2 separate regions of the Homo sapiens genome follow, and region 2 is linked to region 1. A link is an interaction called in ENCODE POLR2A ChIA-PET data of the cell type or tissue named here. Cell type or tissue: GM12878. All regions are shown on one strand.

Region 1 (2,500 bases):
ACAGCTCCCAGCCGATATTTGTTGACTGAAGGAACATCAGCCCTCAGTTGTTGGCTGTCTTTATTAATGGCTGTTCCTTTGTAATGAATGACTGATGGATCTCCTTCTTTCCTCCTCGCCTTGGTCTCCAGAGGCGTCAGTGGCTGCAGGAGGCCATGTCGGCTGCCTTCCGAGGCCAGCGGGAGGAGGTGGAGCAGATGAAGAGCTGCCTCCGAGTGCTGTCACAGCCCATGCCCCCCACTGCTGGGGAGGCCGAGCAGGCGGCCGACCAGCAAGAGCGAGAGGGGGCCCTGGAGCTGCTGGCCGACCTGTGTGAGAACATGGACAATGCCGCAGGTACCCCGCTTCCCCCGCCAGGACGTTCTGCCCCTCTGTACATGTCCTGCTGCCTCTCAGCTCTTGCCCCTACTCTTGGGGCTCACACCGTCAGCCTCCCTGCTGCCTTCTCACCATCAGCCTGTTCGCCTCCATTGCCATAAGGAGCAAGGCTCTGCCTCACCCTCATGGCAGGTGGAGTCCCCCACTTCCCTGATCAGCTCTGAGATGGCTGTTTCTCTCCTAGTCCTCTGGGTGTCCACTGCCACTCCCCAGAGTACAAGAGGGAAAGTGGCATGGGTGGGGTGGCAGAGAAGGCCTCCCCGGGGTGACGTTTGATCAGAGACCTGAAGTGAGGTGAGAGTTGTGGGATGATCTCTGGGAAAAGCATTCCAGACAGTAGGAACAGCCAGTGCAAAGGCCCTGAGGCCAGAGTGTGCCTGGTGTGTTCAGGAACAGCAGCCAGGCCCTTGAGGCAGAGTAGAGTGAGTGAGGGGCCAGGCGCAGGAAACAGCGCTGGGGTGGGCCTCGCAGATGGGGAGGTAAATGCTGTTTTACTCCAAGCAGCAGAGCTCACAGAAGGTTTGAGGAGAGCTCACTTCCATTTGGAGGGGTTGGGTGGTGTAGCAATTGAGGGTGTGGATTTGGGGTGTCACTTCCTTGGTTCATAGTTCAGGCTGTGCTGCTACATGGCAGTCTGGTTTGGGCAGGTCCTGATTACTTCCTCTTGTACGCAGGCTGGGCCGAGAGAAACCCCCAGGCCCGCACAACACCAGGCACAGAGTAAACGTAACGTGTCAGGCCTGGGAGTCAGGTGTCTTCATTTTGGACAGGGGCTGGACGGAGTTTGGGAAGCCCTCCTCTGTGAGCGCATGCAGCACCCCGAGAAGACCTGCAGTGCAGCCGCCACCCTCTAGCTTACCTTTCCCCAGTGTCTCCCCGTCTTATCCGGGCAGAGAACTCCTGCTCCAATCCGCAGGATGGCTTTTAACGACTTTGCTCTTTCATTCATTTTTTGCTTGTTCAGGAAATATCTGTTGAGCAGCTGCTGTGTGCTAAGCACTGTGCTGAGTGTCCAATCATCACAGCAGCAGCAATTTTACACCTTATTAGTAATCAAATGAGAACGAAAGCCAAAGATACCACTTCCTCCCTGGCCTCGTGCGCTCTCTGTGTATATAAATATAAATATATATGTGTATCTTCTCTGTCTTAATGAAGATGCACAGTGCTGATGAAGGTGGGCTGAGGGGAACATCCTCCCATATGACTGTTTATACCACTTACAGTCAATTCAGAATGTTGTGCAACACCACCTCTATTTCCAGAACTTTTCCATTGCCTGCAAAGGAGACCCAGCACCCATTAGGCCGGCCCTCCCCCGGTCCCCTGGCAACCACTAATCAGCGTTTTGGCTGTATGAATTTGCCTGTTCTGGACATTTCATATAGATGATTATAACGTGACCTTTTGTGTCTGGCTGATTGTGCTAAAGGCGGCGTGCCCATGTTGTGGCGTGTGTCAGAGCTTTATTCCTTTTTTTTTTTTTTTTTTTTTTGAGTCAGTCTCCCAGGCTGGAGTGCAGTGGTGCAATCTCAGCTCACTGCAACTTCCACCTGCTGGGTTTCAGTGATTCTCATACCTTAGCCTCCCAAACAGCTGGGATTACAGGTGCATGTCATCAGGCCTGGCAAATTTTTTTTTTTTTTTTTTCTGAGACAGAGTCTCACCCTGTTGCCCAGGCTAGAGTGCAATGGCGCGATCTCAGCTCACTGCAACCTGTGCCTCCCGGGTTCAAACGATTCTCCTGCCTTGCCCTTCTGAGTAGCTGGGCTTATAGGCGCCCACCACCATGCCCAGCTAATTTTTGTATTTTTAGTAGAGATGAGGTTTCACCATGTTGGCCAGGCTGGTCTTGAATTCCTGACCTCGTGATCCACCCACCTTGGCCTCCCAAAGTGTTGGGATTACAGTCATGAGCCACCGCACCTGGCCAGGCCTGGCATTTTTGTATTTTTAGTATATAACATAGCAAAAACCCTGTTTTGCTATGTTACCTGGGCTGGTCTCGAACTCCTGGCCTCAAGTGATCTGCCCACCCTGGCCTCCCAAAGTGCTGGGATTATAGGCTTGAGCCACCACGCCCAGCTGCTTCATTCCTTTTTATGGCTGAGTAATACTCCGT
Region 2 (2,500 bases), 300 kb before region 1:
GACCCACTCGGGAGCGCGCCCCTTCCAGTGCGTGCGCTGCCAGCGGGAGTTCAAGCGCCTGGCCGACCTGGCGCGCCACGCACAGGTGCACGCGGGGGGCCCAGCCCCGCACCCGTGCCCCCGCTGCCCGCGCCGCTTCTCGCGCGCCTACAGCCTCCTGCGCCACCAGCGCTGCCACCGCGCAGAGCTGGAGAGGGCCGCCGCGCTGCAGGCACTGCAGGCCCAGGCCCCGACGTCGCCGCCACCGCCCCCGCCGCCCCTGAAGGCCGAGCAGGAGGAAGAAGGGCTCCCGCTGCCCCTCGCAAACATTAAGGAAGAGCCGCCCTCTCCGGGGACCCCACCCCAGTCCCCGCCGGCTCCCCCTGTCTTCCTCAGCGCCTCCTGTTTCGACAGCCAAGACCACTCAGCCTTCGAGATGGAGGAGGAAGAGGTAGACAGCAAGGCTCACCTGCGCGGGCTGGGGGGCCTGGCCTCCTGACCTTCGCCGCCCTGCCCTCCGCCGCTCCGCCTGAGCTCCCCGGTTTGCAGAATGGAGGAGGGAAGTTGAAGGAGCCACCTCCTCTGTCTACCCACCCGTCCCCTTCACGCCCTTGACACTAAGGAGTGGGGGGCCCTGGACTGCCCCTTCCTCCCCCATCGCCCGCCCCCAGAACCCCTGATGCTGGTTAGGAACCGCTCACCCCAACATGTGTCTTAAGGCAGGACGACTTGGAAAAAAAGGCGGCGGACAGTTGGCCAGAGGGATGGAGACTGGTGGGGACGCCCCCGCCTCCCTGTCCCCCGTTTCACACACTGGACACCATCACCTCTTTGGAACTGCCAGACCCTGGGGGTCCCCAGTGAGCAAAGGTCTGTCCTTGTCCCTTTGTCTGTCTGTGAATAAATGTGAGTTCGTGAAATCCAAGAGAGCGAGGTGTTCTGTGGAGGTGGGGCAGGCTGGGGGCGCTGGGGCGAGTCAGGATTTGTCCAGCCAACTCTGAACTTGGGTTCAGAGCAGGAAGGACACAGATGCATCAGAAAATATGTGGCCCTCAACCAAGCAAGAAGCCGGTGAAGGCTGGGTTGAGAAGAAACAGGAATGTGAGAAGATAGATCATCGTCACCGCTGCCCTGTGGAAGCTCCGCGCGATTATCCTCACCACTGCCCTGTGGAAGCTCCGCGCCTTACTCAGTCAATCTCTACCACACCCTTACTCTGTGTCAGCGGTGGTACTAGGCACTGAGGAGGAGTCCAATACCTTCCTCTGAAAGAGCTGGAATTCTAGCCCTGCATTGTCCAACATAACTTTTTTTTTTTCTCAGAAAAGTTTCCATAATCTTTCTTCCCTCACTCTGTTGCCCAAGCTGCAGTGCCGTGGTGCAGTCATAGCTCACTGCAGTCTCAAACTCCCAGACCCAAGCAATCCTCTTAGCCTCTCAAGGAGCTAGGACTACAGGTGCATGCCACCACACCCAGCTGATTGTTTCATTTCTTGCAGAGACGGAGTCTTGCTATCTTGCCCAGTCTGGGAGAACTTTTTGTGATGATGGGATATTCTACATCTTCACTGTCCAATATGATATCCAGCAGACACACGTGGCTATTTCCGTTTAAATTTAGAATATGGAAATGTAAAGACATTAAGATGAAATAAATGTAAAAGTTCGGTTCCTCAGTCACACTCTTCACTCTTTTTTTTTTTTTGAGAGAGAGAGAGAGTTTCACTCTTGTCGCCCAGGCTGGAGTACAATGGCACGACCTTGGCTCACTGCAACCTCCACCTCCCAGGTTCAAGGGATTCTCCTGCCTCAGCCTCCCGAGTAGCTGGGATTACAGGAGCCTGCTACCACAACCAACTAATTTTTTGTATTTTTAGTAGAGACGGGTTTCACCACATTGGCCAGGCTGGTCTCGAACTCCTGACCTCAGGTGATCCACCCGCCTCAGCCTCCCAAAGTGCTGGGATTACAGGCGTGAGCCACTGCACCCGGCCTCAGTCTCACTATTTCAAGGGCCAAAGAGCCCCATGTGGCTGGTGGCTGCCATATTGGACAGGACAGATCTAGAACATTACATCATTGAAAAAAGTCCTAGCAGGATGCAATATAGCACCAGGTATAAGGGCTACCAAGAGTAAACCACCAGACAGTATGATGGCAGAGCAGGACTGGGGGTTGGGGCTTCTCTGGCCAGGCGATGTTTGATTTGAATGAAGATGGAGGGAACCAGGTATGAGAGAGAAACATCTGTGAGAAGACAACACCAGACAAAGAAAAAACAGGGGCAAAGGCTAGGAGGTAGGTACTACAGGATTTTTTTTTTTTTTTTTGGACACAGGATCTTGCTCTATTGCCCAGGCTGGAGTGCAGTGGTGCGATCACAGCTCACTGCAGCCTCGACTTCCTGGCTCAAGGGATTCTCTCTTCTCAGCCTCCCAAGTAGCTGGGACTACAGGTGTGCACCATCATGCTTGACTAATTTTTATTTTATTTATTTATTTATTTATTCTTTTGAGACGGA

What was found. ChIA-PET counts read pairs that join two places held together with the same protein. Peaks named below come from ENCODE experiments on the same cell type or tissue, not always from the same donor. Only the 100,000 strongest peaks of a DNase experiment are listed, where the experiment ranks them.
Region 2: POLR2A ChIA-PET joins it to region 1 with 5 read pairs; 3 of 35 experiments call an interaction of 5 or more read pairs at or near these places.

The regions. Positions count from the first base shown.
Region 1 is chr19:55,275,478-55,277,977 of GRCh38, reverse strand. It overlaps HSPBP1 (HSPA (Hsp70) binding protein 1), which reads left to right. Exons shown (of 8, transcript NM_012267.5): 3 at 132-336. Among named protein-coding and RNA genes, the nearest start is that of HSPBP1, 3.4 kb to the left of the region's middle. RefSeq lists enhancers at 1-277, 1,629-1,738. In GM12878, no CTCF peak of the experiment used is centred here; a DNase peak (open chromatin) is centred at 1,427; H3K4me3 peaks cover 911 bases; H3K27ac peaks cover 1,924 bases.
Region 2 is chr19:55,575,929-55,578,428 of GRCh38, reverse strand. It overlaps ZNF579 (zinc finger protein 579), which reads left to right. Exons shown (of 2, transcript NM_152600.3): 2 at 1-1,655. The coding sequence ends at 478. Among named protein-coding and RNA genes, the nearest start is that of ZNF579, 3.7 kb to the left of the region's middle. In GM12878, no CTCF peak of the experiment used is centred here; no DNase peak of the experiment used is centred here.